7 separate regions of the Mus musculus genome follow, and all the other regions are linked to region 2. A link is a loop called in an ENCODE intact Hi-C map of the cell type or tissue named here. Cell type or tissue: gastrocnemius. All regions are shown on one strand. Region 1 overlaps Dysf (dysferlin). Region 2 overlaps Cyp26b1 (cytochrome P450, family 26, subfamily b, polypeptide 1). Region 3 overlaps Exoc6b (exocyst complex component 6B). Region 4 overlaps Exoc6b (exocyst complex component 6B). Region 5 has its middle 16 kb from the start of Gm10445. Region 6 holds the start of Gm10445 (predicted gene 10445). Region 7 has its middle 100 kb from the start of Gm10445.

Region 1 (4,000 bases), 500 kb after region 2:
TGTACTCTCTTATAACTCTCAGGATGTGGCTTGGACATCTTGGATTTAATGTGTCCTAGGACAATTCTTCATCCATTGTGGCCCAGAGAACCCAGGTTGGACGGCTCTGGAAGGCTCACAGAAAGGAGTGTAAAGCACAAATATATGGTGGTCTAGAGGTAAAAGCAGGGATGGAGAACTGAAGCCAGAGACCTAAAGAGGGCAAGGTCCTGAGCTGGCCTTCTGATTTCTGCAGCCAGGTCTCGGCCCCCAAGGTTAGTGGCAAGAATCAGTGTGGCAGAGTGTGTATCTTGTGAAGATTTTCTTATCTACAGGAACTGAGCTGGGCCCTGGCATAGGAGAGTTCTCAGCCTGGAAGAGTGACATACACAGGCACAGCTGTGGTCCCCAGAGTCTACTTTAATCTCATCCCAAATGATGCTTTAGCGGGAGGAGCCTGTTATCTTGGACTAATGAAAGCAGAGTCAGAGATGGGACCCCTGTGTTCTTGCTAGAGACTGGCTTTTATCCTGGTAGCCAGTCAGTGATAGTTATCTACCAGTCCCACCGGCAAGCTAGCCACCTACTGGTGGTGGCTGGAACTGCACAGGCCTCCTTGTTCGTTTGTAGATTTAGGAGCCATAAGCAGATAGGACTGTGGGCATTGGCTCAGCCTTGCTGACGTCTTGGGCCAGTGCTTCCCAACTTGAGAACAGGTCACAGGTCTCCGATGTTGAGGTTCACCCCAGGTTCTCGCCCCTGTGTCTGCAGACAGCTCATAAAGTCAAGGGCGGGAGAGCAAAGAAGCCACCAACACAAAGCCGCTATTTAGTCCTGGTCGTCTTTCTGCCAAAACACAAGTGTTTCGCTGTGTTTTCCCTGAGCCTGGAGAGTTGGGTCCAAGGAAGCCCCAAGTCCCAAATGAACACGCCTAGCTTTTTACTGTGAGAGTGAAGCCCAGTTTCCTCACCTGGAAGAACTGGAAGGGACAGAACAGGCTGCCAGCCACAAGTCACAGCTCAGCAGGCGGTCCCTGGGGACACGCGTGTACCCTGGAGAAGCCAAGCCATTGCCTTCAGTCAGTCTTGCCAGCTCCCAAGGCTCGGCAGAGCCCCAAGCCCACGGCTTTGGCTGCCTGACACCCGCCTGGTCCAGGCAAGAGGGAAAAGGGGAGACTACTGGGAAATTCACTGTCATCCAAAATCCAAAGACAACTTTGGTTTTCCCAGTGCCGTTCTGGAGCACACTGTCCATAGGGGTGGCGGCGTCAAAGATGCCTGCAAGTATCACAGGTCCCGTGAGCTTACTGCCTTTCAAAAGAATAGCCACATCTAAGAGGGCATACTCCTTTAAAAATAATAATAATAATAATAACAACAAAGTCTTCCCTTCATACGTTGGTGCACAGGGTCCAAAGAGTACTTCAAACTTCAGGCTAGGCAAACTGCGGGCAGAAGTGCTTAAGAGGTTCGTGTTAGGTCTTGTCCTTACTGGGGACAAAAACAAGATCACAAAAACAAAACTCCAGGCTGAATCAAATCATCAGGGAGCTCAAGGCAGAAAGAAGCGGGTTTGATTGGTTGGTTTGCTGCTGTTGCTGTTGTTGTCATCGTCATTGTTTTGAGATACAGTCTCAATGAGTTAGCCCCGTGGGTCTTTTACTCACTATGTAGCCAGGATGGCCTCACACTCCTGATCCCTTTGCCTCCCCCATGCAAGTGCTGGGCTACCATATGGTGCTGGAAGTGGAACCCAGGGCTCCTGCACGCTGGGCAAGCACTCTACCAACATACAGTACAGTTTGTGTTGTGTTTTGGGAGAAACAAGAAAACAAGGCAGTGTACTTTCCAGGCTAGGGAAAGAAATGTAGCCATAGGCAAAGGAAGTGACAACCTTCAGGCCAGACAGCTGCGTCCACCTGAGAAAGGGACCCATCTCTACAGGAAGGGCCCTCAGAGAACCCGGGAAGTCCCAAAGAATAACCAAATTTGATCAATAAATTTAGCTCTGTTGTCATATTGATCTGGCTACTTTGCTGCACATTCCAGAAGTCATCAGCTGGTTACAAGAACAAGCTGTGGTCCAGCCCTTGACGCCATCCCTGAGCACACTGGGTTGCTCGTGACTTGAGTGCCATCTAGTGACCATGGAGACAACTTTCTCACCTCATTAAAACCAGGGTGATGAGAGGCTGACTCTATGGCACAGTGGTGGGTGCTTAGCAAGCATGCCGAGGCCCTAAATTTATTTCCCAGTATAATAATTAAGTGAATAAATAAATAAATTATACAATAAAAAAAGAAGTATCTATGTAACAAAAAGAATACATCAAAAATAAACGATGATGTGGCTGGGGGAAAGCCTAAACTCTCATCAGATGGCCGAACACAGAAGCACGGCTGTATCATATCAGAAACTTCCCCCAAAAAACACTCAAAATGCCATATTGTGCCTTGACTGTCATTCGTTCCTGTATTCAGAGACAGAGACAGTACCCAGTCTGAAAACTGAAGCAGACTGTGACATGCGGGTTAGTCAGAACTGCCTCATTTTGACCCACATGAACGCTGTCCCCAACCTCACGCTGCTACGTGTACGTGCAAAGCACCAGTTCACCAAACCCTCTGAGCAGCTCATTGTGTAGACGGGGTACACTCTGGGACAGAGTCCTCACACCTGGGAGGGATACCTTCCAGAAGCATGTCCGTATGTGTTGGATTGTTCAAAGTCCAGATCAATGCTAGGTGCTGAGAGGAGAGTACCGAGATCACTGGATAAGACTCAACCTTGGTGTGTATTTGAGATTTTCTGTAACTAGCCTTTGGGACTGAGGGTATAACTCAGCTGGTAGAGTACCTGCCTAGCATGCATGAAACCCTGTGTTCAATTTCCCATACTACATAAATCAGGCATGGTGGCATATGCCTGTAATCTCAGCACTTGGGGGAGGGGAGAGGGAGGATCAGAAATAAAAGGTCATTCTAGGCTTGATCTCACACAGTAAAATCAAGGCCAGTTTGAGATCACAAGAGACCCTACCTTAAAATACACCAAGAGTGCAGTATATACCTTTAATCCAGGCACTTGAGCCAGAGGCAGACAGAGCTCTATGAGTTCAAGGCCAAACTAGCTTCCTTCCAACCTCTGTACACCAGACACCGGAAATGCTGCAAGCTCTAGGCCAGTCAAGGCTACGTAGTGTGACTCCATCTCAAAAAAAAATTTTTTTTATTTTGAAAAATGTTTCGGAGGAGTTAAAAAGAGGGGATGAGAGACAACTCATGAACCAGCAAATCTGCGGAGGGGCAGAGGGCAGGGACGCCCCGCCCTGCCTGTGCAAACACCTCTACAGAGCTTGCCTCAATAGAAAGTGCATGGCATTGAGAGAGGGAGGGGACTATCAAGCAGGCTATGCTAAGCTCGAAAGCCTCCATCTTAGAGGGGGACACATTTTCGTAAGGCTCAGGAGAACCTCCATCTGAATGCTACAAGAAACAGTTTGTGGAGTTCTCAAGTTCAGGCAAGGTTAGGGATAACTTCTGTGGGGAGATGGACCAGAGCAAAGAGGACCAGAATTGATGCAGGAAAAACAAAACAAAAAAAAAAGATCAGTGGATAATGCTGAAGGTGAAGTGCATGAATACCCGCTGCCTCTGACCACTGAATCTCAGACACCAGCGGGGCTGGGATAATCCACTGGGTCCCTAAGAGAAAGATGATGAGAAGCCCCACTTTGTAGAGAGGAGATTGAGTGTCTCCCCTGAGTAGAAAGAACTTGAGCCCCAACAGGCTGCAGAGCCAGGGTTCTCAAGGCTACCCCATCCTGCCTTCAGCTGTCCCGGGCAGAGGCGAGAATAAGAGTCATTCAACTCAAGACGCTTATCTCAGATAAATTGAAGCAAGAATCGACAGAAGGTGTCCTGGCTAGCCATAGGCTTCCAGCACAAGAGTGGCCACCCTGCGCTATCACAGTGACTCAGTTTGAGTGAGCACACTCAGCGATGTACACACAACAGGAACA
Region 2 (4,000 bases):
CTTAGAAAGAAGCATTTCCTGGCTGTGGACAAGGATCTCCTGTGTATGGCCTTGTAGATTTCAATACCTATTTCCATGCAGCCTCATAGTAGACCTTCATGTGGCTGTGTTCATGTCCCTTTGCCCACAGCGAGATGGCCCCAGTATTGGTCTTCCCCTAAGGATATTTTGCCTGGAAATACTGGTAAACTGGTCATATTCATAGGGTACTTCAAGACATCAAGGTCCCCAAAACTTCCCAAGCCACACTCTGCCATCCTCCTAGGGAGACTGGACTAGCACTGGCCTCGCTGATCTTGCTTGCTAAGAGGTCCTGTAAAGTAAAATTCACCTAAGCAAACACTCCCCAGCTCTCTATTTCTGGGGTCACAGTGGTTCTGATGTGACTTCGTGTCCCGGTTCCGACTGTCCTGTGGAGATGGGGCAGCCTTAGGATTCTTAAACTGAACCCCTGGGAATATCTTCAGGCTGTCTCTTTGGAGCTTGTCCCCAGTTAGGAAAAGATATTTAAGGAGGGGGAAGCTGAGACAATATGCCCTGCGGCTGTAGTACTAAAACTAACCACCAGGTGGGGTTCCAAGGCAGAGAGTGAGCGTGGAGCTGACCCAGCGCTTGCAGCCAGAGCCGGGCTGAAAGAGCTCTGCTGGCCGAGTCAACTTCAGTTGCCGCGCTCTCTGGGCGAGAGACCGCGCGCGCGTAGACGCGCATCTTAGACGCTCTCGCACATTTTCTGATAGTGAGCTCTAAAGCAGATCCTATACCGGATGCAGGGGACTATTAGCAGAGTAGGATGATTAGTTTACACGCTCAGCACCCTAAACTGCAGGTGGCATGTCTAGGATGATTTCTTTTTATTATTACTAGTATTTGCTCCGGGAGTGTGGGAGTGGAACAAGAAGACTAGACGTCTGGGGAAAACCAGAGGCAACGGACAGGGAGAGCTACGCGCTACTCATGCAAATACTGGGGCCGCTGTGTGCAGCTCCGTCCCGGGCTCTCAGGAGAGGCCATATAACAGGCAGATCCATGGATGCGCAGACACATACGGTTATGGATAGACTCTCAAACTCAAGTTCTCTCCACCAGCGTCTGGTGAGAGCACATGCAGGTGCCACAATCACACCCCACATAGGATGGGGCTCTGGACTCTCCGTGGCTAGCTCTGAGAAGGTGGTCGCGCTCAGTGGCATGTTTACTTATTCACACATATCTGAGAACATGTGTACAGGACTCCCGCGGCCTCTGGGTACAGGACCACTGCACATGTGTCTCAGGTGCTGGACACTTTCCAGGACCAGCACTAGTGACTTGTTAACGTGTGTGTGTGTGTGTGTGTGTGTGTGTGTTGTGGTCCTCAGGAGTGTTAGAGCATTGGTAGCCCGGGACTCACACAGGCACAGAAGACCCTCCAGGCATTGGATGGTAAGAAACATGTGGATCTAGACTACTGAGGTTTGTAGATGCAGATATTAGGAATGCGGACCCTGGCTATAGGCAATCAGGAGGGAATAACATGTATCTTTTGAGTTTGCCGGGTCCCACGGAATTCCGCGAGATGGAGTCTGGGTAGAGAGACTTCTGGCAACTCCCAATCGAGGGGGACAGTCGGATAAGGAACTTCCACGCAGAACAGCCAAAAGCTGGGAACCAGGGAGGGGATCCAGGAGGGAGAAAAAGCAGGAGTAAAGTAGCTTTATAGTCAAACTAGCATCAAGAGGGTGCGCACCGTGTGCGCTCCTGTGTATGTGTGTGTGTGTGTGTGTGTGTGCGCGCGCGCGCGCATTAGTGTGTGCATGCGCGCTCGGGCATGTGTCTCATCTCATCCGTTTGAAGGTGCTGGACTCGGCGAGACCCGGGCGAGAAGGAAGAGAAGGCGCGAGGTGAACTGAGTTTGATCCTGAGGCGCCTACAAGTGGGTCCCCGGCGGGCGGCGGGCGGGGCGGCTGGGCGGGAGGCCGGCGGGAGCTCACACGCTCGGCAGCCGGCCGGCCTCTCACCACGCCTCCCGCTTTGTGAGCGCGCCCAGGGGGGGTGCTGGACGCGCGCCCACGGCGCTGCTCCCGCCTCTATATAAACACACGCATCGCCTTGCCTTGGATCAAATCAGATTGAGAGACGCTTTTCAAACCACCAGCCCTGAAGTCCTGCCTCCTGCTTTCCCCTTCTTTCATCCCTTTTTGCCTTTCTTTCTTTCTTTCCTTTTTTCCCCCCCTCATCTCTTCTCTTTTCCCTAACAGCAACTCCAGAGCCGAGAGACTGCGTCCCGGGACAGACTGCCTTTTCTTAATTGATAGATAGCCGGGCTCGGGTTTTCCCACCTCCTCCCCCAACCCCACCCCGCCTTACCCCTCCCTCCCGCCGCCGCCGCCCCAGAGCCCGCCCGGGGCTCTGTCGCCGGCTGCGTCCCTTCCCCGCTGCGGCTCGCCGACTCCGCACTCGCGCTCGGGCCAACGCGCCCGCCTGCCCGCCTCCGAGTGCCGCGGCCGCTCCAGCTTCTACACTCGCCTCATCTGGGGAGTCTTCTCCCAAGCCCCCAAAGTTTCTGGGTTCGTTGGAATTTTTGAATTCCGGTTTTTTTTCCTTCTTTTTATGTACCTAGGAATCTTGGAGGAATAGTTTTGATAAATTGATCGCACTTTCCGCTAGCTCTCGGTTCCCCTTCTTTTTGCCCCCCTAGCTTTAAGCAGGAAAGGGGCTTCCGAGAGATTCCTGGTGGATAAAGTTTTCCAAAGTTTTTCGTGTGTGATGGTTGCTGGGAGAACAAGCTCACCAGCTTAACTCAGCTCCATCTCACCTCCCCAGAGCCCGCCTAAAGGGACAAACAAACAAACAAACAAAGTTACACCTCGAGTCGCCTCGTGTCTTCTCTCTTCTTCCAGGCAATCTTTTTCCTCTCTCTCTTCGATCACCTCGCAGCCTCCAGCCCCTTCCCCTCGGCCCCATCTCCTGGGTTTCTCCGAGGGGTGCCAGGACCCCCTGCCGCAGCCTCCCCTCCCCCGTCACTCTGGTCCGGCCCTCCCCTCCCCCATCGCGGACCGCACAGCCAATCCCCCAAGCGGCTGCCAACATGCTGTTTGAAGGCTTGGAGTTGGTGTCGGCGCTGGCCACCCTCGCCGCGTGCCTGGTGTCCGTGACGCTGCTGCTGGCGGTGTCGCAGCAGCTGTGGCAGCTGCGCTGGGCTGCCACCCGCGACAAGAGCTGCAAGCTGCCCATCCCCAAGGGCTCCATGGGATTCCCGCTCATCGGAGAGACTGGTCACTGGTTGCTACAGGTAAGCGCTCTCTCGAGGAGTCCGCTAGCCGCGGGTGTCCGGCCAGGGGGCGCCGAGAGCTCGGACACTCGGAAGCACCGGTCCCCGCCCCGCCCCTTCCTTGCCTCAGCCGGCGCCGCCTGGGTTTCCCCAGCTCGCCTGCAGCGCGGCTCAGAGACCTCCGGCGCCCTGTGAGCTAGTTAACGAGGCCGGGTGAGCTAGTAAGAGGGATATTGACCAGGGTAGGTAGCAGAGAGGGCTCCCGAGTGTGATGCTCCGGGCTGCAGGCGTCCAAGCAGGGGTGTGCGGAGAGCGCTGGGGAGCGAGTCTGGAGGGCTTCGCTTAGTTTTCACCTCTGTCTCTGAGCCCCAGTAGACTTTAGTGTCCTAGGCGCGGGAGAGGTAGAAGAGGAGAGGGCCTGTGGCAGCTTGAGTGGCCCACTTTAAGACCTGGGCAGCATTCTGCAGTACATTGGGCTCAGGCTCAGGTACAACTGGGCTAGTACAAGGTGCTACTCACCTCTCTCTCCCCCTCCTCTGGTGTGTGTGTGTGTGTGTGTGTGTGTGTGTATGTATGTATGTATGCACGCATCTGTATCTCTGTGTTGTGGTGGCAGAGAAAAGAAAACCTTAGAGAAATTCAAGGCAGAGAGTTGAGGGCTCTCAGCTTTCGGGGGGAGAAAGGGTCTGTTTGCTTATTGGGTGGGGACAGTTTAGCAGAGGATAGCTAGGAGAAGTATGCAAAAGACCC
Region 3 (4,000 bases), 330 kb before region 2:
TTTTTTTGTTGTTCCAAAAAGAGACATTTAGCCACTCCTTATCTTGTCAAATAAGCTACAAATGAAAAAAGGCAGAAAGAAAAAGAGAAAAAGAAAGTCTGTCAACACACGTCCTTTTTTCTCATGCATCAGGCATTTTTGAACCTTCCCTGGTGAGTTTTCACCATCTTCTAAATTTTGTCTGGTACCTTAAAGATTACAGATATTTTGTTTATTTTTGAAATCTAAATTATGTAGACATTCTTTACAATTCCTTATGCTTGTATTTGCTTAATTAAAATTTGATCACATAATATATAAATTATATTTTGATTTTTAAAAAGTTAATATAATAAGTATATTCTCCATACTATTTCAAGACATGAGTTTTTAAATAAATTGAATAATACTTCTTGATATTTATGTTGTATAAATTAATTCTTAATTAGGTGACACTTATCATTCCTACTTTTATTTACTACATTATGATAGTTCTAGAGTCAAAATTATTTACAGGCCCTATTCTGTATACACTTAGGAGTGTAAATTTGGTCATTCTTGGTAGTCTAGATACCCGCTGTGATAATAAAATTAAGTTTTAGTTAGAGGATGAATAGAAGCCTTCAACATATTGTACAACACCTGGCTTTAAGTTAAAACTGGAAACAGAAGCTTGTGTGCCTGTATAGTTTTACACCTAGCAAGAAGAAAGCATATGTCCTTCTGATCTTAGAGAGATTTTATAAGTTTCAAATGGGTCTCTGGCCCCAAGCCATGCTTGCTGTCATATTTTATTAGTTTAGTCCTTTTCTTTGTATGGAAAGCCTGCATTTTTGTAACATTATTTTTGAAGAATATAACACCATTCAAGTGGATATTGCAATCAATGTCTTAAAGTTTTGCCTGAGTTCATGCAAAGGACTCAGAAAGCATCACAACAGAAAATGTGCAGTAAGCAGTCAGGCAAAGAGGACAGTGGCTGCTCTTTAGCTGTTTGTAATCACTCCAGCTCCTGAGAACACAATAAACGAATTTGGTTTTCTTTTTGAAACAGGTTTTACTAGTGTTTTTTTTTTTTTTTTTTCCTTTTTTTTCTTTTTTCCTTTCTTGGTAACAGACAGGCAATTCAAACTGGAAATTTCAGTGACTTTATTTTGATTGAACCTTTCAGTCTACCCTTTAATTTTTATGAGATATTTGTGTCAGCAGCCTTATTCATTCTTTTATAAGTTAGACTATTTGTAAAGCCTGATGTTTCAGATCAGCCTCATTGTACTTTTTTCTGTTCTTTTCTCCTATGGTACTCTTTAAAAGACGTAGATACTGCATATAGGTCCCATGTTCTCTAACACTTTTTCTGCTATTGTTCATCAAATTTCAATTTTTGTGGGAAATTTGGATCAGACATTTTATTCACTTTGGTTATTCTACTAGGCTTTTCATAGGTTGACTAAATTGCAAAGATGGCATTGCATTTTCCATGGCTGCCTAAGTTTTGGGGGTAGTAGAGATTTGATCTCTGTGTCATGATGTTCTTCTGTCCAAGCGTGTGCTGTCCATGAGTGGATAGGGCTCGGGGCGGGGGGACGTTCAGTGTTAATGGAGGCTGTTGATAAAACAAGGAAACACTGGATTGTGAGGGACTTTTTGGACATGACGTGTTCTGTGTCACTTGGTACTAGGTCCTCTCACAGAGTGATGTCATGAAATAAATGAGTGATTTATTTTATTTTATGTTCACTATGTTCACGGATGTTTTGCCTTAATGTATGTCTATGTGAGTGTGTCAGATCCCCTGAAACTGAAGTTACAGACAGGTGTGAGCTGCCATGCAGGTGCTAGGAATTGAATCCAGGTCCTCTGGAAGAACAGTCAGTGCTCTTAACTGCAGAGCCATCTCTCTAGAGCTTATTTTAATTTTTTTTTTAAACAAATGTATGTAGAGTCTTACTTGACGCCATGACTCTGCCCCCTGCTGTTCAAGCTCCGCCATTACATATGTGCACTACTACATTTCTGCCATTACATATGTGCACTGCTACACTTGGTTTGACCTTTTGACTCTTTGGTAGAAATTCTTAATGTGATCAAATTCAAACTTTGGGATTCTCATCTTTCACAGTGTTTTCTTTTTTACTTAAGCTGTTTCAGGAGGTGGAGTCAAGCCTAGCATAGCAGTTCACATTGTTTTCTCATTGGTATTTCTTCAGTGCAGGTTGGATATTATTAGAACCTTTCTCTAAACACTGTGTCTTAGAATCTAGATATAAGTTTTATATTTTCATCACTTCTCATATTTACAAGCTATAATGTTATCCATGTTATGTGTGTGTGTGTGTGTGTGTGTATTTGTAGATTTGATTTATCAGTAACTTTTACAGTGGAAGACTAAGCCATGATATAGTTTTCTCCACAGAAGTTGCCTTTTATGTATTGAATTCCCTATCTTTGATTTCAGTAGTAACTTACATGGCCAATGGCATATTCCATAACTTGGTTGGAATTCCAGCATCATGCCACAATGTCAAGGTAATTCTCAGGATATACATGTGTCCTAGACTTTCTAGTCAGCCACACTAAAGGTGCATGCTTTCTCTACCACAAAGGGGTTTTCATCATCATTCCCCCTTGTCAGAGGGCAGCTTAGTTATTGCTCTTCACTTTGATGTGGTCTTTGAATTTTTTCTCATTGGACTTCCTACAGAAGCCTTTATGTGAAACAGAATGTTTAAATCACGATATGGCTTTCTTTCACATCATTTTTTCATTCAATGCTATGTCTAGTAAGGTATGTAGATATGTTATATCATTTTTAATGTGAATATATGAGGAGGGGAAGAGGGGAGAGGACATTGCTGGTGGCTCATTGCTCCTGCAACAACTTGTTTTCAGACTTCTTTTCAGTTTGCTACAGAATGCTGCATGTCACATTCTACACATAGAGCTTATAGTCTTGATTAAATGGTCCACGATGAGAAAACAAGTGTGATTATTTTGTTCTCTAGAGAAACTGTTTGTTTGCTCTGGGATCTGCCTTGAGTTTTTATATTTGACTTTTTTGAAGTTTAATGCTTAAGTGTGGCGGTTTTAGCTTTATATTACCTGTTGAATAACATGGGGTTTGGTGTCCTTGAATGTGTGGTTTGGTGTGGGGCATCAGTCTGTGGAGACTCAGTCACGCCTTTCCATTGCTCGTGCTTTCCCTGGTCTCCTCTTCCTCTGCTATTCCTCTCATGTGGGTTTTATCTTTTGTTTTTGCCTCCCAGATCTTGATGTTTTCTTTTTGGATATTCGGATATATATTAGTTTTAAATTTTTTGTTCTTCTATCTCTGGCTCAGAGATCTTGTTCTCTGCTTGTGTACTGTCTGCTAAGGAGCCCATCAAAGGCATTCTTGTTTGCCTTGAGTTTTTGATTTCTGGCATTTCTGCTTTGGTTATTTCTTAGAATTTTCTTCTGTCTGCTTACTTTAGCTTTTTGTTCATGTTTGTTATGTGCTTTTCAGTTAAAGCTCTTAACACGGCAGTTATAGGTTTGAAATGTTTCAAGCCATCGTTTCTGTTGTATTCAGTTCTGGGCCTGCTGTGCTTCTTCATTCTCTTTGAACTGCACTATAGCCTTGTAATTTGTTATTGTATCATGCCAGAAGATTTCCTTAATTTTTAAGTTAGCATTACATTATTGTTGTTATCTATCATACTTCTTTAGTGACTATCACTGTCATCTTTATCCCTTGGTATTTGCGGTATCTCTGTGATCCTGATAAACTCTTTCCCACAGCTCCTTCTGCTGGTCCTTACTTTGAGGAGCTGCAGTGCTGTTCGAGATGATGTCTTTTTGCAGCTTTTTTTGGTTTATATTTCCGCAGTCATTGTCATATTGATTATTTTTCTCACTGATGTGACATAGTGCCTGATAAGAACCATTCAAAAAAGAAATTACTCATTTTGGCTCTTGGTTTTAGAGTTTTCTCTCTTTATTGTGGGGTTGATGTGGAGGAGCAGAGATCTTCACAACATGA
Region 4 (4,000 bases), 430 kb before region 2:
AATGGCTCTTCGGAAGAAGGAAGGTGTGAACTGTGGTTTTAAGAGTGAATGAGATTTACTTTGAAATGGAAGGAAAGGGAGGATAGTTGAGGCTGGAGACTGGAGTCCTTAACAAACTGTGGATACCTATTGTTGTTTGTCTCTTTGATTTGCCTTTGCAAACTGAACAACTTGCTGCATTTAGGATACTTTACCATGCAAATAGCAGAGGATTGAGGGAAAGTGATTTAAATAATTGGTAATTGACTGACAAATGGAGTATCTGGAGACAGCTGGTGAGAATTTCTTCACAGTCCAGGACTCAGGTGTTTTGTACACTTTCCCCTTTCTCCGCCTAGATTATTGGCACCATTTCCTCTCATTTTAGTATGGGTGCTTCACCTGCCTGTGTCTTATTTCTACAGGGCAGTATTTATGGTAGGAAAAGCAACTTTTTACACACTTCCCTCCCCAACTTTGGCATGTCACTAACAGTTTTCCCTTTTCATTGGTGAGAGTTGTATCCTTATGTTAACTGGTCACTGACAAGGTAACTTAAAGTTTACCTCTAGTTGTAGGATAGGAAGGTGAAACACCAGACAGAGACGGGATTGCTCAAACAGAAAAGCATCAATAGTTGCTATGTAGACACAGCTAATCCACAACTCACTCATCCTGCAGTGGAATTCCTCCTCCCTCCTTTCTCTTCTCTCATACTTCTCTCTCTCTCCTCCCTCCTCTTTCTCTTTCTAGTCAGGGTTTCTCTGTGTAGCCCCTGGCTGTCCTGGAACTCACTCTGGAGCCAAGGCCTCTAGAGATATGCCTGCTTCTTCCTCCCTTGTGCTCAGACTAAGGGAGTGTGCCACCACTGCCCAGCTCCCTTTTAGCCCTGGCTGACCTCAGCCTCCTGAGTGCAGAGATTATGAGTGTGTATCATCCACCCTATATGGTTCCTTCCTTATCTTTGCAAAAGTAGATTGAAGCTGATTTTGACTTTATGCAAGTCATACACTTCTGTAGTGGCTTAGTGTAGGAGAATGGTAAGTATTTGTTGAATTCAAGTTTTAAGTGTCAGTTTATCAGTTAAAAGCTTTTAAAATAATGCTTTTGAAATCTAGGTGGGAGGGGGATATGGAACCATTATGATGTATCAAGGTGTATTATTAGCAATGCACACTAGGATGCACAAATATACCTTTTGTAAAAACCTTTGATATACTAGGGAGGTTATGGAAATCAAACTCTTAGGCCTCCATTTTACTTGAATCAACATTATTGTATACAAATCACGATTAATTTCTAAGCATTTCTTCTTGCTTACTTTTTACAGTTCTAGGATATTCTTGTGATGGAATGATAAGCAATTCCCCATTGTTTGCTCCATAGTCTTTTTAAAAACTTTTTTATTTTTGGATATTTTCTTTCTTTATTTAAATGTTATCTTCTTTCCCGGTTTCCCTCCCTCTTGGAAACACCCTATCAATCCTCCCTCCCCCTGCTTCTGTGAGGGTGTTCATCCACCCACCCACCTACCCACTCCCACCTTCCTGCCCTTGATTCCTCTACACTGGGGCATCTATGGAGCTTTCATAGGACCAAGGACCTCTCCTTCCATTGAAGCATTACAAGGCCATCCTCTGCAACATATGCAGCTGGAGCCATGGGTATTCCTTTGTTGATGGCTTAGTCCTTGGAAGTTCTGGGGGGTCTGGTTTGTTGATATTGTTGTTCTTCTTATGGGGTTGCAAACCCCTTCAGCTCCTTCAGTCCTTTCTCTTACTCCTAGAGAACTCACTCTGGAGCCAAGGCAGAGATCTGCTTGCTTCTTCCTCCCCTGTGCTCAGACTAAGGAAAAGGACTGAAGGAGTTGAAGGGGTTTGTAACCCCACAGGAAGAACAACAATATCAACCAACCAGACCCCCCAGAATTTCCATAGTCTTGTTTAACTGTTATGTATCTTGTGTCAGAAAGCATAGAGAAGTACAGTCATATTTCAAAGAGTTGGTCTTTTCTAAGACTTTTTTTTTTTTAAGGAGGTTGGGGTGGGTGGGAGGTGCGGACAAGGTCTCAGGTAACTCCTGCTGGCCTCAAACTTGTAGTTGAGGATGGCCTTGAATGCCTAGTCCTCCTGTCTCTGCCTCCAGAGTGTTGGTAGCATGGCCATTTTTATGCAGTTCTGGGGCTTTCTGTATGAAAGGTTACACTATACCAGTTGAGCTACATCCCCTGCCTTGGACCCACAGATTTGATCAAATGCCTTTTTTGGATGTTTTTCATCAGTCTGTTTTATTTAGTTACATCGAATTCCATTTTTAAAGAAATATTAGAAATTGGTCATCACTAGATGGCAGTCTTTCTCCACTCTAGGTGATTTATTCAGAAGGGAAAGTGTAATACTATTAAAAACAGTGCTGACTGCCAGTAGAAAGCTAATTTAGTAGATCTCGAACTTTTCCAGTTTAAGACTTGTTTATTTATTTGTTTTTGCCTTTTGTATCTGATAGGCCTGTTGGTTATTGATGACTTATGCTGAAATATATTTGAAATGCTGAGTCTTTATGGTTTATGTTCACATTGCTTTTTACTGTGATAGAAGCAATTTGTAATTAAAGACACAAAATGCAAGTAAATATATTTTCACCTGTCTCATAGCTACATGGAAACTGTGTATCCTTTTCCCTTGCATGTACACAAAGAGTTCACCCAGAACCAGGGAGTACTGTAAGTTTCCAGAACATGGGAACTATAGGGCACTTTCTACATTCCTTCATTTAGATTTGTGTGCTTTAGATTTCAACTTTTTTTTTTTTTTTTTGAGTCAGGGTCTTGCCCTGTTGTCCTGGCTGGCTTGGTACTAATCACTGAGCTCAGACCCCTGCCTCAGCCTCCTGAATGCTGGGATTACAGGCCTGGGAGCTCCTTACTAACCAATTCTTATTTTAATTTTTAAATTTTCTACTCCAAGGGCCCACTGTAAACCTTTAAATTTATGCTACATCCTAGTCTAATAGAGTGTTAAAATCATGAAGATTCTAAGTAGGAACTTGGCGACATTGATAAGGAGATTAAATCTACCACCTGCTGTCTGTCACAGTGCACTCCTCCTCATTATGTGCCTGCATCAGAAAGTTCAGCGCTCAGCTAGGACTTCAGGGAAATTGTAATTGATTGCTGTTTCCTATTTTGTAAATGAGAAAGAGCTGAAGGTCAGAGAGATTAATTGAATTGGCCAAAGATGTAGCTAATTACAGGGCTAAGACCAAGGCCTCACAATCAGACATCTAAAATCCACATTTTCTTACTTTGATTTTTAGTTTAGGTTTTCTTTTCTTTTTTAAAAATAGGAAGCCCAGGGAGGCATTATCTAAGTTCTGATTCTCTCTGCTTATTTTCCTTTGAGTAGGCCTTTCATAGTTCAGGGGGCTTTGCCCTAGTTAGTTAGGCTCCTCTTGGAGGCCTCACCCTCCTTGCTCCACTTCCCAACTGCTAGGATTACATGCTCTGCTATACCTGGTGCCTGAATTTCTGAACTTTGTGATTTTTTTTCCCCATCAAGTTTGTTCTTTATCTTTGGAGAGAATGAATGAAAATTTTTTCCTGGTAGAACCTAATGTAGACACTATTACTGTGTCAGAATATACTGAAATTAAACCAAAAGTTTTTTAAAAATTGAATACCAGCCTATATTTTTAAATTTGAGGATTTTTCAGTGTCCCCCCCTGCAGCCCCCTAGTTTTCTACATGACAAGGAATATTAATATCTTTACTTAGAAGATTCCTTTTCTTTTCTTTGAAAGAGGAAGGTTTAAGCTTGAAACTTACTGAAATGTCAGTGGTAGGTTCGGTCAAGTGTGTTCTACATAGCTTTTGTAAAATCATCTACTTGGAGGGCCGCTTATAATTTTGTTCATCTTTTTCTTTCCAAGGAAGGGGAATGAATCTTGATGGCTGTGTTTTTACTGAAGTCAGTGTTTGTAGGCATGTGTGTGTGTGTGTTACCCTTAATTTTGCGGTGAACTG
Region 5 (4,000 bases), 180 kb after region 2:
CCTGACAGGAGCCATGCTGCTGCCCTGTGCCAGGCAGAGATTGGGGGTGGGCCTGTAAGGGGCTGATGGGAAGGGGGTCAAGGGGCTTGGCTCAGGTGAGGTCAGAGCAGTGTCTGAAGAAGTACCAGAGATGACATGAGAATGTGGCAAGGAACAAAGCTGGCCAGGGCTAATGCTGGGTACATAGTGGGTTTGCAAGTTTTTGTTTTTTGTTTTTGTTTTTGTTTTGTTTGTTTGTTTGTTTTTGTTTTGTTTTGTTTCGCGGGTGTGTGTGTTGTTGTCTTTTTTTTTATGATAATGATACCATAATGATTAGAGACTACCCAGTTGATGTTCCTGTCCCATGGGCATGAGGACCTAAATTCAGAATGTTAGTACCTATATAGATGCTCGGTAGGGAGGCAGGGTTGGGCGGTAGAGATAGTTGGATCTCCGGAGTCCCAGAAGCCTGCTTAGCAGACTAATAAACTCCAAATTTAGTGAGAGACCTTGCCTAAAAAATGATGTGGGGAATGATGGGGGACACTGGTTTCCAACTGTTAGACTCCATAGCACATGCAAAGACATACACGTGCACTCTACATATGTGTGCATGCACCTACATGAGCACACACACACACACACACACACACACACACACACCACACTCATGACCATGAATACTCTATCTACTTGAGTCTGGTTGAGTCTGAAATGCATGAGGGTTTATATTCCCCAGTCCTGAGACACACTGTCATGTCCGGATTTCTAGGAACAAAGAGGGTTATTGAGCTCCTTGCCTACCCACCACCGTGTCATCTTGGGAATCGTGGGCTATCAAGTCTCCACACCCATGTTATTCTCCTGGCTGTAAGCCATGCTCCCCTCTGCCAGCCAAACTGTCCAGCCTGGTAAACACGTTTTAATTACCCGTCTGGCTCCTGTTGCTTGTCATAGTTGATATTTGCTGTTTCAGTAAAACACACTACCAACTCCATGGCCAATTTTTCAAATGTGTTCTCTTACCATGTTCTCCAAAGGCTGACATTATATTCAGTCACACATAGATGGAAACACAGAAGCCCTGAGACAGCAATTGATATACCCAAGGCCACCCAGCCAGTGCATGTGTGAGCCAGGACCAAGCCTGGGACCACTGTGCTTGCTAACTGTTGCCCTGGGTGTACCCATAACCATGGTCACCGGGTATCACAATCTGTCATTGGTGAAATCAATAGGCTGTCTGGTTCCTGGAGTAGGGGTGTGGTCTAAATAGCTTTGAGTATCAAGTTCTATCATGATCTTACTACACGGTGGAAATTTAGTGGAATGCAAATGGGATGAATTATGCTCTTCAGTAGCCAGCTTAGATTTGGAGTTAGACAGCGGGGTTAGACTTTTGGTTCTTGTGCTTTGTTTCCTCAAGAAAGCTACTAAACCTTCTTCTCATGTGTAAAATGGGGCTAACGATCATCCAATAATGCTTCCATGAGATACTGACAAACATTCCTGGCACGCAAAGGACCAGAATCTCTCCACCAGTCCTAACCTTCTTGTTCTGAAATACTGCCACCTGCTGGTAGCTTCTGAGTGCAACCGACACAGACCATTAAGGCTGTGGCAGCCGAGACCCCCAACTGGCTGCTACTTACTGCCCAGCTGTGGTCTGTCTTCCTTCCAGTCGTGAGCAGCCATGTTCCTCCTATTCTCCCAACTCTGTGCCCGTCTCCTTGATGATGTAGCCTGAGCAACTGTTAGCACAGACCCTTCTTTAGTATCTCTTCTCCCCCCCTCCCCCACCCCCAGCTATGCCTGTGGTTGCATGGATTTTAAAGACAGGAGGATACAGACTCTGGTGTTCACACTATTAGCTGCATGACAACAACTTACAGAAGCTCTCTACAAAATAGTTCTGACACTGTCCCTCGTCTTCCCTACTGTCTCCAGCCACCTCAGTTGCACCCTGAGTTTCCAACAGGATACCATTTGCCTCTGGTCCCCGACTGCATACACCTTCTTACCAGGTTCGGAAGAATTTGTCCTTGCCAGTGACTATGAGAAGAGGGAGATGCTGCAGAAGAGGTCCAGTCTGTGTTGATGGTCACACAGAAGGACTCGGGTTCCTTCATCCCTATCTATCCCGGCTTCCCTTTGGGTTTCACCTTAGGCGTTGCCTGATGTAGGTTTGGCCTTTTGCTACTGCCCAATGATTTTTCAAAAGCAGAAGTTGGAGGTGTCTAGGCTTCTTCAAAACCTTCTGAGGTGGGGGGTTTAATCGGGGGCTGGATCTATAGAAATACGGCAGAGACTAGGGGTGGAACATAACAGTCTCTAAGGTCCTTTCTGGCTCTGGCACGCTTCATGTCTTTTGAATTAATTACTTCCAAATGTCTTCTCAGGACAACTTGCTTATGCCTCCATACCTTACACTGGGCATGCCTCAGCAGATCCATTAGAACCTTCTAGACCACGAGGATAGGAACCAATTGTCACGTTCTACTGGAATGTGGTCTCATCCTTCAAATTCACTCTTAGAAGGCTGAGATTCAGACTCTGGCCATGGGTTTGGGAAGACACCCCTTTCCTCCAGTGCTCAACTGTACAGCACAGTGAGGATGTACAGGAGGGGTGTACAGTGCCCCTCCAGAGGTTCCTATGGCCAGCTATGCTCTGTCACACTCTGCTCTAGGTATCCCTAGATGCTCTAGGCAACTTTGTTTGAACCCCATATCTTCTATTCAGGTTCACATGTCTGGTCTTGCCCAGCTCACAGTCTCATCCCCCATGGGCATGTAGGTTTCCAGCCCCAGAGCTCACCAGATGGCAGAAGTGGTGAGGAAGGACTCCAAGGGGCAGAGACCAGGGAGCAGGAAGATACTGGGCCAGTCTTCCCCACAGCCTGATGGATTAGGAGGGTATTTGGTGAGTCCACAAGCAGGCGTGGCAGCAGAGAGCTTTGCTACAGCTTTGTAGCCCATCCAATAGCCTCTTTCAAAACAGGATTCGGATGAGTTAAGAGGAAATGAATAAGAAACACATGGGATGGATTTCCCTCCAAAGACAGCAGGGTTTGAACACAGCCCAGGGAGAGAAAACGGGGTCTGGGAAGGAAAGACGTGGCTTCCTCACATGGGTCCTTTTCGTTTCTGTTAACTTCTGTCACCACTTCCTGTGGCTAGCTGTCCTTGTACATACCTCAGAGCAGTTGAACGCTGGGAGACAGGGTCTTGTTGTCTGTGTCCAGCTACAGATCCGGGGCCAGTGCTGTCCGAGCCAGACTTGGGGGATCTGGATGCCCTGGGACTCCCTCAGGCTGCCATCCAAGATGCCTGGTGGGGCTGTGGCAGGCTTTGCTCTGGAGACAGCATGTCAGTTTATCTTAGACTTCTGAGCACTTTGAGTGGGGATGAGAGGGAAGACCAGGAGTGAGGAGGTACCCTATGAAAACCATCATCAGAATATAGGGCTGGCCCTCGTCTCAAGGTGGAGTGCTCCCTGGAGGTAACCTTTAAGAAGAGCCTGTGTCTTCTACTGTTTCATCCACTTGCAGCATGTCTCTTTTATTCTATAGTTCGTTCTCTCTCTCTCTCTCTCTCTCTCTCTCTCTCTCTCTCTCTCTCTCCCCTCCCTCCCTCTCCCCCTCCCCCTCTCTCCTCTTTTGCACAAACCTTAAATAAAAGCTACACTAAAACCCATACTTGCAAATCACTTTGTGAACATTGTGGTACAGTAGCTTCCAGGCTGTAGTGGTTACTAAACGCTGGGCTAAAACATCTAACAAGAAGCAACTTGACAGAGGAAGGCCTTATTTTTGGCTCACAGTTGAAAGTGGATGCAGTCCATCAGGAAGAGGAAGTCACAGTGATGGCTGATCCCTCTGCACCTACAGTGGGACCAGGCTAGAACACCTCAAGGCCTGCCCCCCCCCCCCAGTGGCCCACTTTCTCCTGCAAAGTTCTATTCCCAAATGCCCCACATCCTTCAAAAAAAAAAAAAAGGTGCCATTATCTTGGAATCAAGT
Region 6 (4,000 bases), 160 kb after region 2:
CTGACAGAGGGGACTACAGAGCATACAGAGACAAGAGATTCTTGCTAAGATCCACCCTGAATGTACTGCATGGCTTGGAGAGAAGTAATCAACCTTGCTGGGCCTCAGTTTATTCACCTGACAAATGGGACCAAAAGTAGCTCTTCTCCTTTCTCTGGAACACTGTGGCTTTCAAAATAGTTAGCATCTAAAATAGCATCAAATACTAGTGGATCCACAAGCCATGGACTATAGCATCTTTCTTGAGGGTGAAGACCAGGCTCCTGCCAGGTTTTCTGTTCCCCGAAGCAGCAGGTAGAGCCCATGGCAGGTGGTCAGTAAATAATTGCTGAACTGATGAAACAGAAGATACAGTCTAAGTCTCTGTGGAATTGAAGCTCTACCTGGAGTGGAGGGGGCTCAGCATCACACAATGGAAGCAACTTTAGAAGAAGAGGGAGAGGCCCTCGCTCCCTCAGACACATCTAATTTAGAATTTGTGATGGTTTTACAAGGCTGGAGAGGACCTGGGCCCTGCCGGTGGAACATGTGCTAAGCAAACTCCTGGTGAGAGAGAGATAATCACACCAGACCCTGTCAGCCTCTGGGGGCATAGCGTATTCCAGATGGCAGCGATCACCGTGCCCTTGCACAACGCCAGCCTGCTTGGGAGCAGTCAGCTTGTCACTCACAGGTGAACCCTGACCTTATCTAGGAAACAGCCAGAACGTTCCCTTGGCCGTGATGTCTTAATGGCCATCTAGGGTGATTTGGTGTGTTTAAGGAACATAAAATTTTATGTTGTTGAAACCAAACCATTCCTGGCCTCTGTCTGTCTCCTCCAAGGCAATTCAGATCCATTCATAGTTTTCATAGAGAATCAAAGGCCTGGAGTCTGCCACTTGCTAAATGTGTATAACCTCCCCAGAACTGGGCATGGCCTCATGGGCTCCTCCTAATGCAGAGAGACAGCCTTGCTCCTTCTACCAGCCTTTGTCTCTCCTACCCAGTGTTCTGGCTAGAGAAGATCTGAGCTCTAAGACTGAAGGTAGAAGGTGTCTTATGCACCCCTCTAAGTTTCTGCCTAGAGCAGAGCAGACACCTTGGTAAGCTCTGGCAGGTGGGTGGGAGAGAAGAGGTCCAAGGTCAGTGGGTGGAGGCCAGGCTCTTGTGGTTGCCAAGGAGTCATAGACTGCCAGGCACCCTGGCCATCTAGGAAAATGACTTCCTACCACTTCAGGCCAGGGAAGAAGCAGGGAATGGAGTCAGGGTGGGGACAGAAATCTACTGGGACTGTCTGCCCTGTCTCTGGGGTCTCTATGCTAGACCTTGTGAATTTCAGCCCATCTCTCTGTCACAGGATGGCAGCATCTTCCTGGGAAGTCTTGGAGGCGCAGGACTTGTAGTTTTCTGTGGTCTCCTCCTGCTCTGCTGTCCTCCAGGCTCTTCCCCACTCCAGAGGCTTGGCTGGCATTGCCACCTCCTGCAGGAAGAGCTGCTGGCCACAGCCCAGGAGAGCAGCATGGCCTAGTGGCTGCAGAGGGGGACTGCAGCCTGGCAGAAACACTGGGTATTCGGGCTTCCCCTCGGTACCCTTCCCACCCTGAGCTAACACAAGCTGGTTCTGGACAGGATGGGATGAAACTGTTCCTGACTCCAGCAGCTCAGCACGCATTCTAGAGAGGGCCTCTCCAGTAAGCCCCAGCTCCAGCCCAGCGCCTGGCTCTTAGCAAAAGCAGTCTCTGTTTCTCTACTTCTCTGTCTCTCTCCTTGTCTCTCCATCTCTCTCTGTCTCTCTCACTCTCTCTGTGTGTACATGAGAGAGAGAGAGAGAGAGAGAGAGAGAGAGAGAGAGAGAGCACATGTGTACATACAAAAGTATATATAGCATGTGCATGTAGAGGTCAGAGGTCAATTTCTGGTGTCAAACTTCAGGAGCCGTCCACCCTGCCTTCTGAGATGGGGTCTCTTATTGGCCCGATACTTACTGATTCACCTAGGCGGGCTGGTCAATAAGACCTGAGGATCTTCATGGCTCTGCCTTCCCAGTTCTGGGTTGATAAGTGCACGCCACCATGTCTGTCTTTCTTTTGCCACGGGTGCTAGGGATCCCACCCAAGATTTTCCTGCCTGGAGAGCAAGCGTTTTACCAAGGGAGCTCTTCCCTCTGCCCATCAGGAGTCTTCAGCTGGTGCCTTGACTGGGTGCCCCAGCAGACAGAAAATCTACTAAGGAGAAAAGCAGGGAGGGGTGCTGGGGGAGGCAGGGGTCACTCAGGAGCACTGGGTAAGGGATCGCCTTGGGAAGGTCTCATGCAGGTGTGGGCTTTACTATGGCCTATGCCTTAGGGCTTGAGTGCTCCTAGCCTAGAGGAGAGCTATAACAGAGCAGAGATGCCTGCTAGAGGAAGAGCAGGGATATGAAAGGTTGGAAGCAGGTCATCACAGGATGTGAGCAAGGATGGGATGTGACAAAGCTCCTATAGGTAATGGTAACTGGAGAACCAGGACAGCTGGCTTCTGTGATTCAGTCCCCAGAGACTGCAAGGAAGAGCGGGAGGGCCGTACACTCATGGAGAAATCAGAGTCCGTAGCTTCTGAAAACAACCTGGGAAGATCTATCTTCTCAGAAATCTCACAGATAACTATGACTTTAAACACGCAGCTGCCACCGTCCCATCCCTACAAGGTCTGGGTGACTGTGTGAGACTCCTGCAACCACGGTCCTCATTTGGCTTTGTCCAGTACAGACATGAACGTTGCTTTGCTCATCAGGTGACTGGGGAATGTAAGACCAGTAGCAGCAGCTTCCAGCAGCTCATACACAGGGAGAAGATAGAGCTGATTTTGAACCCAGGCCTTTTTTTAAACTCTCAAAGCTTTGTTGTCTCATTCATCTCCAGAGACCTGTTCCCTAGGTGAATGAAAAACAGAAGAGTGGGCACAAGGTCTTCTCCCCAAGTCCTGGCCCTAGAGGCACACTGGCACACTGGACCTCGCTCCAGGTCTAGGCAGGGGAGGAAAATGGATGATGTACTTCAAACATACAGGTGACTTTTGTCCCCAACAGACCCTACCCACTTCCTGTGGGAGGGCCATTCTCTGGCTGAGGTCCTGGACACTTACCTAGCTTCATGTAGTAATAAATATTTAAATATTTAATGACCAAGACTGGGAGAAGCCCTGGGCTGGGATTATTTTAAATATTTACTACAATAGCTTCCCGCTTAGATTTCCTCTTTGGCTAAGACCAGTTGTGGGAAATGAGTGATATGATGCTGAGCAGAGGCTTGGAATATGTGTGTGTGTGTGTGTGTGTGTGTGTGTGTGTGTGTGCGCACACATGTGTACTAACTTTGTAATTCAACAAAAACCATTAACCTTATTATTTGAAGCAAGATCTCTTATGAGGACTGTAGCTTTTCAATTAGGCTACGCTAGCCAGCCAATAAACCCCTGATATCCTCCTGTCTCTGCCGCCCCACCACACTGAGATGCCAAATGCCTGCCACCACATTTCACTTTTTTATCGAGTGCTAGAGATTAAACTCAAGTCCTTATTGCTAACTGAACCAACTGAGGTGCTGTAGGGCCAACCTTAAGTGCCTAATCTCCAGGCACTGTGACCTGCAAACTCCTTCTGGTGTTGCCCCTCCTCCGATGCACTCTGTCCAGCCCCTGTGGCCCAGTGCGCATGCTCCTCTCATGCTTCTAAGCATGGGCCTTGCCCTCTGCCCTCTGCTCTCCTCACATTTGTTAACAAGGTCTAACCATGAAGAGATGAGGTCTGTCTGGCCTTCCAGGCAGTAAACCTCATGAGGACAGGACCAGTATCTGCTTCTGTTTGCTCCTGCCTGGTTCAGGAAGGGGACAACTGTGGTGATGACTCTCAGAAGTCCTGGACACTCATCCTGCGAGCCTGGGCACCTCTGATACTGGTTTCCTTAGACTGTCTCCACCCAGCAATGTAAGCCACTGTTTTTTTTTTTTTTTTTTCTCTAGAAGCAAAGCTTTCCGGTGAC
Region 7 (4,000 bases), 270 kb after region 2:
ATCTCATCTCATCTCATCTCATCTCATCTCATCTCATCTCATAAATGTTCAGAGGTAGGCCCAAAAACTTCCTCATGTGTTAGGCATTATTTATAAAAGACTCACAAACCCAGGCTTTTATGTTAATATTCTTAATATGTAAAGAGCACTTGTAACTAGTAAGTCAAATGTTACTCCACCTCCAAAACAGACATATTAAAAAGTAATTCAGCAAGAAACGAATGCTAGTAAATAGTTTTGAAACATGACAAACACCATTTTAAGATTTACTTTTAATTATGTGTATTTATTTTATAAGGGTTTGTGCGCACGGGTGCAGTGCCCACAGAGGCCAAAAGAGGGCGTCTAACCTTAAACACTATTATTCCAGACAAGGGCTCATGTAACCCAGATTGGCCTTGAACTCATTATGTAGAGGAGGATAACTTTAAATTTCTGATCCTCATGCCTTCACTACCCAAGTGCTGAGATAAAGCCTGCTCTACTGAACTGGGTTTATACAGTGTTAGGGAGCAAGCCCAAGCCTTCATGCGTGTTACTCAACAAACACTTACAAACAGAGCCACACCCCAGCCCTGTGCTAAGCATTAGAACTACCCCTAGCACAAGTTGACTGGCACGAGACAACCAAGCCAGAAAGCATTGTTCTCAATTGACAGGATTTTGACTCCCCCGTGAGGCTCAAGCTAGCAAAGGAAATGTGTGACTTGTCAGCTCTGTGGATAACTCAGGCCAGCCATGGCATAGTGTCAGCCATGGGACTCAGGTGGACACTTGTCCCTTTCCCCTCTTCTAGCCTCCTTTCTTTGTGTCTTTTACCCAACCCCACTGTTGCATCTCAGCTTCTCCATCCATCCTCACGACCTCTCAGAGCCAGCTCCCACTAGAGACGACCCTTTCTCCATTCCCTCCACTCATTGCCTGGGGAGGTTATGGCACTGTGTACTCATAAAAGGGAAAACCTGAGTTTCTCTCAGGTGACTAGCTTGCAAGCAGTCTTACAGAGGAATTTTCACAGTGAAAAAAATACTTTTCTTTGGAAAACAAAATAAAGGAACTTTGCCGAAATTCCCAGCAGGTATGAGAGAGGCCACACACTGTCTCAGTCCTCCTGGTACAGGACTGAATCCAGGTCCACGAGTCCCTCATCAGGCCTGGAGAAGCACAGTAGGGCATGTCACCTTAGTAGTAGCTCTTGTGCCTTGAAATTTACTTGAGCCCAAAGTAAAAGTGAGAACTTTACTGATCACCCATCTCTGGCCAGTTTCTCAAGAAACCTCTTGTGGCTCTAAATTTCTCTAGCTGGTTCCTTCCTGTTCCCACCTGTCCATTCCTAGTGGGTGCTGAGTGACACCTTACCTCCAATCCTACCAACTAAAGAACCAATCTTCTCATATGCTCCAAAGCTCATTGAGACTCTACTCTGCATGCCAGAGAAGTGCTTAGCTCTTCTTACTAGACATCGCATGAAATCTTAACATCTCATAGGGGCAGACTGTCTCCAGAGGAAGGCACAAGCCCATCTCCCTGCGCCTCCATATACTTTGTCTTTGAGGTGATGAAACCAAATAGGCTCCTCTCATAGCTCATTCAAATCATCTCAGACAAGAGAACGATGCTCACACATCCTCTGAATGCAACCCGCCAGTTAGTCCTAACATAGGCTTTCTTTTTGCACCTGTTCCAGGTCTTCTAGAATCTTCTCCGTGTCCCACCTGCTCCCAGTATTGCCCTCACTGTCCCCCTTACAACAAGCCCACAGAACGGGGACCATAGCTGGACAAAAGCAAGCTAGACACAACCCTCCCCAAGTTGCAGCTACAAGGTTTCCTGGGGCCAGAAGCACAGAAAGGAGAGCTTTAGCTGGCTCACACAAGGGAGCCTTACCAGGGGAGAGAGCCTTAGACGGAGGATCCTTGGCAGACAATCTGGGTGTACACACATGGGACAGGAGGAGAGTAAGCTTAGAAGGGAAGGGGACCGGTGTGTGTAAGGGGTGGGGGGCCTCTGCCTCTATCTGCATGAATAGCTCCCCTCCTCCAGTCTACCTTTCCATCTGGAAACACCTTCTCTTGGGAAGAGCAGGTAAGGGTGCAGGGGCAGTGCAAGAGTCTGTGAAATGCCAGGGCAGACCGTGTCAAAGTGGGTCTGCTGCACCACAGCCCTCTAAGAAGTCCCTGGAAGAGATGGGGACCCAACACCCAATCCTTCCTTCCAGGTCCAACCAACAAGCCAGGCAGAGACAGAAAACTAAGGAGAGTGTGCCCCCAACTGGTCAGTGGTGACAAAACCAACTCTTAAGCAGGGCCCTGGGCCAGTCTAGGAAAGCCTTGGGGCCATGCAACCTGGGGAGGTGGGAGGACAGGAACACCCTCCAAGACATTTGACTTCCTGACCTTGAAGGAGGCCTGAAAGGGGTTTGTTTTCCTTATGGAATCCTATTAAAGTGCTGCCTGGCCTCACCTGTGGCCAGGAGACCCAGTGTGGAAAACCTTAGTGTGCACCGTCCAAAGGCCACTGAGGAGTCTCCTCTCCCTAGCATTAAGCTGGCCAACATTCCCAAAGATGGCTAAAGCTAGGTCAGGAGGGAGAAGCCAGCCTTTGAGAGGGCAGGAGCTTGGTTGGAAGGCCCTAGGGAGCCCTGAGGAAGGGATCCCGAGGAGAGGGCGCAAGGGCACAGTCTAGAGAGTTCCCATCCCAACTGGCTCCAAACAGGAGTTGACACTCACAGCCCCTGTGGGACCAATGGTCTCACAGTGGAAAGTCTAGATAGGGCTGCTGACTCTGAGATTCATTCTTGCCAAACGTAGGCTTCTAAGGGAGTCCAGGAGTCTCCAGTCTGACTTACAACATAAATCACATCGTTTCAAAAGGTTTTACCACCTAGGCATGGTGGGATACACCTGCCGCCCCGTCCCAGGGCTCAGGAGGCAGAGGTGGATCACTCCAAGATCAGAGTTAGCCTAATCAATGTATGTAGACTTAGGACTACACACAAATCTTTTTCTCATTCTCAAAATAAATCCCCAAACTTCCCTGATACATAAACAACCCCCTGTCACCTTTCGCTTCTCACCTGGATCCACTCTGTCTCTGTTGAAACCTCCAGAGCAGGGGATGTAGCTAGCCAAAGGCTATGGAGAAAACAAAGCCCAGCCTTGGTCTCTAGGGCCCCCAGGCTCATAGCTTCTGTCCTACAAGCCGGAGTTTCTGAGAAATCAGCGAGGCCCTCCTCTGAGGAAAGAGGCCCGAAGCCGACAATACACAAAGTACAGCCGAAATCATAAACACATTTTATTTCTAAATAATTTTAAAACCACTGGCATTGTAGCAAATTGGAATATATTTCCAGAATCGACTCAAAGAGATTTTTTTATGGCAACATATGAAAAATGTCATTTAAATATCCACACACAGCTGCTGCACATGCTGGCCTCTCAGGGAAACACTTTCATTCCTCTCATCAGAGCTCCCTGATTAATGTTCCACTTCTCTTTAACACTTTTTCCATGGCTTTTTTTTTTTTAAATCAAAGCCTGTACTATTATCTGAAAGAAAATTAAACCAATAAGATTTAATGTCTGCTGTGTTCTACATTGTAGCAAAAGTACGTATATACACACACACACATGAGCACACACATATATATGCAGAGAGAGAGAGAGAGGTGTGTGTGTGTGTGTGTGTGTGTGTGTGTGTGTGTGTGTGTGTGTTTAGGGTTTTAGTCAAATAGAGCCAAGATCTTTGCTGGAGACTTCAGGGCAAACTAGAAACAGCAAGAGTCCACAGGAACAATGAAGGAGAGAGGGCTCTTGAAGATAGGGATTTTAGATAGGGATGGGTTGGAGTAGCCTGGGCAGAGGTTCTCAGTAGACAGAGGCTGTAGAGAGATCAGGAACACCAGGCCCCAGCATGGCCCAGATGCCACCTGTGGCAAGGCCTGACTACATGGCTGGGATTTTGTGAATGGGCCTCAGAGAGAGGCAGCTTGGGCATCGGA

What was found. A loop is a pair of places that touch in the nucleus more often than their neighbours do. Peaks named below come from ENCODE experiments on the same cell type or tissue, not always from the same donor. Only the 100,000 strongest peaks of a DNase experiment are listed, where the experiment ranks them.
Region 1: it touches region 2 in a loop (14-fold over the local background); 25 of 42 quality-filtered maps call a loop at or near these places.
Region 3: a loop joins it to region 2, with 2.3 times the contacts of the local background. A loop is called at or near these places in 17 of 42 quality-filtered maps.
Region 4: a loop joins it to region 2, with 2.6 times the contacts of the local background. A loop is called at or near these places in 7 of 42 quality-filtered maps.
Region 5: a loop joins it to region 2, with 10 times the contacts of the local background. A loop is called at or near these places in 30 of 42 quality-filtered maps.
Region 6: it touches region 2 in a loop (2.5-fold over the local background); 18 of 42 quality-filtered maps call a loop at or near these places.
Region 7: it touches region 2 in a loop (7-fold over the local background); 13 of 42 quality-filtered maps call a loop at or near these places.

The regions. Positions count from the first base shown.
Region 1 is chr6:84,091,771-84,095,770 of GRCm38, reverse strand. The region is part of intron 17 of Dysf (dysferlin); the gene reads right to left. Among named protein-coding and RNA genes, the nearest start is that of Dysf, 74 kb to the right of the region's middle. In gastrocnemius, CTCF peaks have their summits at 570 and 2,118 (motif pointing left); DNase peaks (open chromatin) are centred at 573, 1,027 and 2,102.
Region 2 is chr6:84,587,073-84,591,072 of GRCm38, reverse strand. It overlaps Cyp26b1 (cytochrome P450, family 26, subfamily b, polypeptide 1), which reads left to right. Exons shown (of 7, transcript NM_001177713.1): 2 at 2,880-3,271. The coding sequence starts at 3,068. Among named protein-coding and RNA genes, the nearest start is that of Cyp26b1, 4.8 kb to the left of the region's middle. In gastrocnemius, no CTCF peak of the experiment used is centred here; DNase peaks (open chromatin) are centred at 1,948, 2,400, 3,055, 3,320 and 1 more place; H3K4me3 peaks cover 3,260 bases; H3K27ac peaks cover 1,991 bases.
Region 3 is chr6:84,914,456-84,918,455 of GRCm38, reverse strand. All of the region lies in intron 6 of Exoc6b (exocyst complex component 6B), which reads left to right. Among named protein-coding and RNA genes, the nearest start is that of Exoc6b, 150 kb to the left of the region's middle. In gastrocnemius, a CTCF peak has its summit at 1,951 (motif pointing left); a DNase peak (open chromatin) is centred at 1,952.
Region 4 is chr6:85,015,527-85,019,526 of GRCm38, reverse strand. The region is part of intron 1 of Exoc6b (exocyst complex component 6B); the gene reads left to right. Among named protein-coding and RNA genes, the nearest start is that of Exoc6b, 52 kb to the left of the region's middle. In gastrocnemius, a CTCF peak has its summit at 2,317 (motif pointing right); no DNase peak of the experiment used is centred here.
Region 5 is chr6:84,405,565-84,409,564 of GRCm38, reverse strand. No RefSeq gene overlaps it. Among named protein-coding and RNA genes, the nearest start is that of Gm10445, 16 kb to the left of the region's middle. In gastrocnemius, a CTCF peak has its summit at 1,583 (motif pointing left); DNase peaks (open chromatin) are centred at 857 and 1,566.
Region 6 is chr6:84,423,509-84,427,508 of GRCm38, reverse strand. Gm10445 (predicted gene 10445) reads left to right here and starts at 3,671. Exons shown (of 4, transcript NR_046063.1): 1 at 3,671-3,945. In gastrocnemius, a CTCF peak has its summit at 1,516; DNase peaks (open chromatin) are centred at 634 and 1,482.
Region 7 is chr6:84,319,043-84,323,042 of GRCm38, reverse strand. No RefSeq gene overlaps it. Among named protein-coding and RNA genes, the nearest start is that of Gm10445, 100 kb to the left of the region's middle. In gastrocnemius, CTCF peaks have their summits at 322 (motif pointing right) and 2,273 (motif pointing left); a DNase peak (open chromatin) is centred at 2,371.